Regions from separate parts of the Homo sapiens genome. Here region 1 is linked to region 2. The links are chromatin contacts, found by Hi-C or POLR2A ChIA-PET in ENCODE. All regions are on one chromosome and are shown on one strand. Each heading gives the region's core, a stretch centred on a gene start or an enhancer-like site at or near the end of the contact. The rest is flanking DNA. Distances are from core to core; before and after follow the strand shown. Region 1 has its middle 130 kb from the start of ZBTB20. Region 2 has its middle 110 kb from the start of GAP43.

Region 1 (4,120 bases), core at 658-3,157, 230 kb after region 2:
GATACTCTGATTGGCCATCTTGAGTCTTTTGCCCACACCAGTGGCAGGAGGGACGGCCACATCAGAATCACTTGGTGCAGTAGAGAAGCAAATTCTAAAAGGAAGGAGAGCCAAGCAGACAAAATAACAGATGTCTTGACATCCTCATTCTTGATTACTGCATATCATGGTCTGTCTGCTGCTCTTGTTGCTCAACAATATCCAGCCAGGGCTCTTCCTTCAAGCTGTGTTCCAAGGAATCTTTACAACATGTTTTCCAGATTTCCATCTTGCACTTTTATGCTTTCATTTAAATATAGCAGCTTCTATGGATACTTCTCTTAACCTCCTGTTTTTCCACAGGAGCCCAACCCAGTGTGTTTGGGTTGAATCAACTCTTCCATGCTGAGAGATTGGAATGCATTTGACTCTTCAGTGGATGATTTCATCTGCCACTTTGGTGATATTAGTCCTAGGAAGTAACACTGCTGCCCACATTTGCCTGGTTCTCAGTTAACTCCCTTAGCAGGTGCCCTGACACAGCGAGAGGACAGGACAAACAAGTGAGCTGGACGGACTTGAATTATTAACCTCTACTTACTAGCCTAACTCATGTACAGTGCTGTTATAGCTCTCATTGAATTGCAGAGACTGATCACACTGTCTGAATTTTTTAGTCCCCTCAGGAAGCAAATACTTGTATTTTTTAGACAAATCCTAAGAACCTATCTAGTCAACGGTTTAATTTTACAAATAAAATAACAGAAGCCCTGAGAGCTTTTGGCCCAAGAACTGAAACTAAAACCTTAGCCTCTTATCTACTTACTGGTGCCCTTGACACTATTTTCTGATGCTTCTCTTTTTCTCAGATTTCCTTCTGGTTAGTGATTTGTCTATAAATATTTCTACCACTAATGAATATAAGTGTTTTCAAAATGCAAGTAAGTCAAGGTCACCATCTATTTGGTAGTAGATTGATGTCAGAGATGATATAGAGCTTAGTGAGGTTTGGATTCAGAAAGGTTCAAATTTGAGTCCTGGTTTCAAAAGTATTAGCTGGGTGACCTTGGCAACTTATTCAGAGTTTCCTCACCTATAAAATGTGGATAATAATAGTATCTCTTTCAGAGGGATATTGTGCAGAATAAATCAGATTTTGAAAACATTTAGCAAAATAGCTAGTAGTCTTGTCTTAGCTGTTTTATTAGGTTGCCTCTTTGGTCTATACTTTTGCAGTAGTCAAAAGAAAGGGTTTAGGAAAGGAAACCAGAACAGAGAACTTTGCAAACAGAAGAACCAGTAGTACTGAAAGTGGGATTTCATTTAATGCTGCTTAAGAAAATATTGTTTTTTTATTAAAATACCCCATATCACTGTGAAGGACTTTGGAACAGGGAAAGGAGGATGGTAGTTTCAGGATAAGAAAAGCAACCTTTGAGATTTTGCAAGCTAATGTTGAAATTTGCATCAGTATCTTGATCTCTTAAAACCCTGTGTGGAAAGGAGGTCAAATTAGGTTTGGGGCAGGAAAAGGATAGGGTAGAACAGGAAAGACTCATCAAAATGAGACTGCAGTAGAAAAAATAGAGATGTTCTTAGATAAGGTAAGAAAAAGCAATTGTGAAAGCATCCTGGGTTCAGGCAGGGAAAGGATCAAGTTTAGGAGATCAGCTGGACAGTTGATATAGTTCAAGACAGTGGAGGGTCCAGTGGCAAGAACAAGTAGTAAGAATCAGGAAATACTTTAAGAATCTGAATCCCACTCTAAGGAGATGGGACAATAAGACACTGGATCATAAATGGGAATTACTGGCACGGGGCTTAGCTTCTAAGAAATGAACTCATATTGCCACTGAGGCAAGGATTTCACACATTTCCTGTATAGGACTAGGACTGAAGCCAGAGTACTGCAAAGTACACAGCAGGACCGCATGGGGAGATTTTAGGCCAGAATGGGTAGTGAGGAAACAGCACCCTGTTTGTGAAGGAAGTTCTTCACAGTCTTTACAGGCTTTCACAAGAAACAGACATTTAAAAAAAAAACAGGGAAACATGAGTGCAGAATTTACAGAGATATTTTGGTACATGTGCCCAGAGGCATCTAAAAATACGGCCTTGGTTTTCAAAATTAAGAAAATAAACAGAACACATTAAAGATAAAGACAGTATCATACAAAAACCTAGCTGACATATTTGTAATTTTTTTTCAAGATTACTCTAAGGCCCCTTAGTTGCAGGTTTTGTCAAATAGGAAGTATATTTTCAAGTAACTTCAGTTACTCTATGGAATTTAGAGCCAGAAAGTTCTACAGTCAAATACTGTGGGAATTTAAAATTTGTAAGGATGAAAAAGTCTTCTGAAAGGGATGTCTTGGTTTCTTGATAAAGCAGAGCATCCATGTGGGCGGCAGGGAGTAGGGAGTGGGTAGAAATATGTGGACAATGTTTTGGTGTGGGAACAACTAAAGGAAAGTTGAGGCACCAAGTTTAATCAGTAAGGCCAATCAGTAGTTGTAGAAATCATCTAGTGGTTTCCTAAATGTGATTTATACAGATCCCCAAAACTCTGGAGTCCAAGAAAGCTTAGTCAGAAGCCTCTATATTCATTTCAACCAAAGTGACTCTGCATTTCTTCTCTCTTTTTTTTTTTTAAATTTAGCACCATTTATTGAGCAATCTCAGCTGTTGCTGTAGCTGCTGTGTGTCAGCCTGTTCTTAAAACATAAAATGCTCTTTTAATTATCTTGTCCAGGATAGAAGGATCTTCCAGGTAGCATACCAACAGAACAAGAGACTCTAATGACACCAGCTTCAAGGATAGTGCCATCCAGAGATGGAGAGGGTCATGGCACATTCAACCGCAGCTTCCAGAGGTTTTGATAAAGGAGCCTTTGGGAGCCCAGGCTGCCTGGCGTTTTGATGCTGTCGGTGTGAGTTTTGTATTTCATAATGGTGTTGGGAGATAGGTTAAGCACTCGCCAAAGTGTATCCCAGATTCACGTTGTGGTTGCTTGGTCACTGGCAGTCTTTTCCATATTGAAATAATGTCCTCTTGACAGTGAAGAGAGACCACAGCCCCACAGATCTCCTCCCCAACCATGAACTTTTCCCCCAACATGGCCAAAATGAGATTCTCCCAGCAATGGGAGATCAAGCCCTTCCGCAGCCAAATAATCCTCTTGTCACCATTTTTATTTGCATTATCCTCCCACATGGGTTTAATTCCTTTTTGAAGAGATCGAAGTCACTGTGGCCTGTCAGATCCTTTGGACATACCATGTGGCTATAAAACCTCCAGAACTGCTCCACAGAGGCAAAGGTGCCAATCTGTTTGATATTCTGTTCATAACTCTGTGAGCTGGTGGGACAGACAGGGGTTCTCCTGGAGTACCAGAAAGTGTAGTTGTACTGCAGGGGATGCTCTGCCTGTCCAGGGACAACAGCCTTCCTCTTGTTACTGCTCTTATTCTTGTCCCATTGTGTTTTTTCTTTCTCAGTATCTTTCTGTGTGCTGCTTTCTTCATTCTGATCATGGTCCCTATTGTTGTCATCTTTCAAAGCATCAAATTTGTTGTTCATCCTCTTGCCACTACTGCGGCCACTGCCTCATTTCTGCTTTTCCTATGGGCTATAAATTGAGATTCCATAGAACCTTCTGTTTGAGACAAAGGACTCCAATATTTATGTCAGAAAAACTGAAAAGGATATTGAAATGGACAAAAATAGATTACCTGCCATTCTGTAAAGCACTTCTTTCCATTTATTTCATTCAGAGAAGCCTGCACCTTTTATTGTCTTTAAGGTGTTTTACAACTCTGTAAGTAATGCAAATGACTCTTGTCCATAGAAAAGCAAATGATTTTTATTTCTGGTGAAATTTTGCCTAATGATATTGACCAGTTTTGCATGTGTTTGTAAACTTACTTCTTATTACCCACATGTGTGGTGTTTAAATCATTTTGGGAACTAGTTGTCACATCTTACTGGTTTTCTCATTTATTAATTAAATAAAAGCCTTTACCAAAAGAATGAAACCGGACACTTATCTCTTGCTATATACAAAAATCAAATCAGAATGTTATAGAGACTTAAATCTAAGACCTCAGACTACTAAACTACTAAAAGTAAACACTGGGGAAAC
Region 2 (4,153 bases), core at 1,215-3,714:
TTGTTTTTCCCCCTCCATCTTTTCTACTATTTATGACTCAATTTCTTTTTTATGTGTTTATTTTATCCCTTCTGTCTCTTCTTTAAGCTATTAGTGATGTCAAGTGGTCACTCCTCAAATTACTAAACTCATTTCTAGGAATTGCCATGCCATATTGACTATCATTACAAAAATGTACCATGCAAATACATTTGACTGTGTTCAGATGACTGAGGTGTCCACATGTCTATGGGTGTTTATTTGAAGTAAAGAAGCTAGAGGATTATATTCAGTTATCCAGAAACTTGGCAGAATGGCATTAAAGAAAGTAAATTAGGAGTCCAAAGATTCTGCAGTGAACCATGTGAGAAGAATGAAACAATAAAAATAAAATAATTTGACTCTTGGCTTTCTGCCCTTTTTCATTAAAAATTGCTAATATTCTGCTTCATTGCCAAAACTCTGGGAAGATGTTTTTTATTATACCTATATTCCTCAGCCAACTGAGAGTAGGGCCTTGAAAACAAGCCCTTCGTAACTAATATCTCAATGACACAGAAACTATGACTAGTTTGAGCACATGTGGCTTCTTTTTCCTGTCCTTTCTAGAAATAATTGCCCTCCTTTAATTTCATTTCTGCCTGATATCTTCCATCCAAAGGCCAAGACTTAGCCTTTGGCTTCTGTGTCCTTTAATGTATTCCTGAATATCTCCTAATTTTCTAATGAAAACTTGATAGTTCATGACCGAGCAACACGCACTAAGTTCAGACCATAAGTGTTACATATTTCAAAAATTTCTCCAACATTTGTGATGGAGCTGCCAATCATCTCTTAATTCCTATGTGCCATGACTCTGAAAATGAGCCCCAAATGGCACAAATACCTTCTTTATTTCAGCCCTGTCTCAACTACAAAATAATCTCAATGCCCTTCATATGCCTATGGTTCTCACTCAGCCTAAACCCAAATACATTTTAAAGCGTTCTTTCTCACAATTCTACCTTCTGGGTTTATTTTTAAATGAAACCATTAAAGCTTGAACCTCTAATATCAAAATAAAATGGGTTAGGCAAGTGGTAAAAATGGAATAGAAGCCAAGCCAGAGTTTCCTATAAGTTGCAGCAATAGCAATACGTCATCAGAGAGGGAAAAAATAGGAAAATTAGCTTGCTCTGTCACTTGACAATTTTACAGAACTGGAATTTTATATGGAATAGGCATTTGGGTTAAACTTTTTCTATTCTACCCCTGCAGAACTTTTCCCTGCGCTTCTCTCCTCTGCATCTATTATAAAAGTCTAGACCTCAGAGGCAACTAATATAAACTGCTTTCCCCTCCTCCTTGTATCTAATTAATTTCACCTTCCTTGGAGTTCCCATGGTATATATTACCTGCTGCCAGGCACCATGAGTCATTTGTGAACATATCCGCCTCCCCAGCCAGAATGTATGCACCTTGAAGGCAAAGAACATCTCACTCATTTTGCATACACTTGGCTCGAAGTAGTCCTCTGAAAGTGTTTATTAAATTGAATTGCTTTCACTTTGTAAGATTAGCAGGCACTTTGATTAATGGCTTTTTCTTTTTTTCAAAGACTTCCTTTTTTGGTGCAAACTCCACGTGACCCGCAGTTATCTAGGGCAGTAAGTAATGTTCAAGTGATTATAGCAGAAAGCTAAGATTCCACCAGCGCTCTGGGAGTTGCAGGGGAGATCAGCAGAATCACATGCTTAATATTTTAAAGAAGTGGCATGGTCCTTTCATGGAGGTTTCTGCCATCGATCCCTTCCAAGGATTCAGTCACTCAGCCACATTTAACATTCACTAGGTCAGACCTTTATTCAAGCTGACGTCATCTGAACCCTCGTGCAATTCAATCATAGCATACATTCTGCCCAACCTCCTCCTACTCCTCCCCCAGCCTCTTGCTAGGGTGTCAGCCAATAAACAGCAGTTAATCCAGACCCCAGAACTTTTCGAATCCGTCTTTCCAGAGCTTCTATTTAGTTATGCTGCAGGGGAAAGGGTCGAGAGTGAAAGATAGAGGCGTGGCCCCTCCCATAGCAGCAATGAATCTTTAAGACTTGAGTCTCTGGGCAAAGAGAGAACTCTCCCTTTCTTCTTGGAAATGAAATCGAGCAGCACTATCAGCCAGGGGCCAGCCACATGAAAAGGGATTCCTAGTTGCCTGTCCCTTACTCCCGGATGTCAGAAAGAAGTCGGATATTTCTCACGCAAGAAATAAACACCCCTCTGCCCGCTGCTGCTTCCTCTGATTTCTCCGCGAGCATGAGATGACTGAGTAACGCAGCTGGATTTTTCTAGTCCCCAGAGTTCAACACCCGCCCGCTCACCTCTACCATCCTCTCTTCTGTTCCCTTCCTCTTTTACTTCCCCTTCCCCCACTTTCCCTCATTTAAATACAAACGCTTAGGTTTCCCTGCGCTCCGGAGCCGCCATTGACATCAAGCAGGGTCTCCATAGAAACCAGGAGGCGCGCAGCGGGCTTCTGCAGCCCCAGCCCAGGATTCCCAGGCAGAGGTGTGGCTCGGTCCAGAGGAGCTGCGGGGAGACCTTCTCCTTATTAATATGAACCTGGGGAGGAGGAGAGAGCGTTTAGGCAGAGAGGGCACGCGACGAGGTAGAAACAGAAGGGGCTAAGGGAACAGATTATCTATTAAAAATGTTTGGTTTTAGCCTAGGAACATTCAGAGGAGAAGTAGTCCAAGACACCCCAGGGTCAGGGTCTTCCTCCTCTCAATTTTTCATGTACTCAACAGATCTCAGCTTAATGTGGAGATTATTTGGGGGAGCCAGTTTCCAGTGTTTAGTTGCAACGAAGCAGCTGCCACGCCCTGGACTGCATGCAGCAAAACATTCTTCCTGAAAGCACTTAAAACGGGCAAGAGAACCACACCTTTGCACTCGTCTTTTTTTCCTAGCCATTTTACATGTTACCTCATTTTATCCTCACGAAGGTGGCGTTATGAACCCCATTTCATAGACAAGGATGCGCATGAGACGGTGGTTTATAGTTATTCTGTCCATAGCCTTACACCTAATGTCTTGAAGAAAACTCTGCACCTCCAGAGTAAGAGAGTCTTTATTTTCCCTTCTCATCCTCATTCTTCTTTGGCGGTCACTCCTCTGACCTTCTCCCATCTTTCTCCTCTCAAGCATGGTCATAAAAAAATTCTTCTGAAAGTACATCATAAGGCCCCATTCCAGAAGAGGGGTCTTGCCCTATTCCTGGAAGCAAAGAAGAATTTGAATAAACAGGACTTGCTGAATTCCCCCCATTTTATTACCACTAGAACATAGGTTTTTGTTCTCCAATCACACTTCTGTATGGCTGTCCATAAAAATACCCAGTTTTCCCTGGGGTCTTTGGGTCTTCATTTATGATGCCTGCCATGCCACATAAAACTTTGGTTAAATAAATTTGTTATGCTTTTCTCTTGTTAATCTGTCTTCGTTATAGGAGTGTCAGCTGTGACCCTTTGATGGGTAGAGAAAAGATATTACTTGCTGTCCCTTACAGTTTTTTTGCTTCACATATTAAAGATTCTTGTACTAGTTTCCTGTTGGTGCTATAGTAAATTATCACAAAGTTTTTGGCTGAAAACAACACAAATTTATCTTTATCTCACAGTTCTGAAAGGATGTCAGAAGTCTCACTGGTCTAAAACCAAGGTGTCTGCAGTGCTGTGTTCCTTTTGGATGCTCTAAGATAAGAATCAGTTTCTTGCCTTTTCTGGCTCTTGGGAGCTGCTGGCATTTCTTGGCTCACAGCACCCTTTCTTCTTCAAAACCAGCAATAGCATCCCTCCAGCCTCTGTTGTCACATTTCCTTCTCTGGTCCTGACCCTCCAGCCTCCTTCTTTAAAGGATCTTTGTGATTACACAGGGCACACCTGGATAATCCAAGGATAATCTCTCCATCTCAAAATCCTTAATTTAATCACAGTTGCAAAGTACTATTTGCCATCAAAGATACTATATTTACAGTTCCAGGGGATTAGGAAAGAAGGAATTATTCTTCCTACCACAAACCTCATGTCTTTTATCATCTTAAAAATAATGACACTTTAAAAATCTTTGTCTCTCCTAAATTGTAAATCAATTTGTCTCTTTCCTAATACAGTCAAGTGTTTTTTTTGTTGTTGTTGTT

What was found. Hi-C counts contacts between places; a loop is a spot of excess contacts on that map. ChIA-PET counts read pairs that join two places held with the same protein, here RNA polymerase II (POLR2A).
Region 1: a map of ascending aorta shows a loop between it and region 2 (2.3-fold over the local background). The contact joins two enhancer-like sites. A Hi-C loop is called at or near these places in 1 of 168 maps with a recorded cell type or tissue (ascending aorta). POLR2A ChIA-PET finds 5 or more read pairs at or near these places in 2 of 52 experiments (H1 and WTC11).

The regions. Positions count from the first base shown.
Region 1 is chr3:115,278,563-115,282,682 of GRCh38, reverse strand. It overlaps the pseudogene EIF4E2P2. Among named protein-coding and RNA genes, the nearest start is that of ZBTB20, 130 kb to the right of the region's middle. Within about 2 kb of position 1,907, at least 2 of the 41 ENCODE cell types and tissues checked have a DNase peak (open chromatin) inside an H3K27ac peak, as active enhancers do.
Region 2 is chr3:115,510,987-115,515,139 of GRCh38, reverse strand. No RefSeq gene overlaps it. Among named protein-coding and RNA genes, the nearest start is that of GAP43, 110 kb to the left of the region's middle. Within about 2 kb of position 2,464, at least 9 of the 41 ENCODE cell types and tissues checked have a DNase peak (open chromatin) inside an H3K27ac peak, as active enhancers do.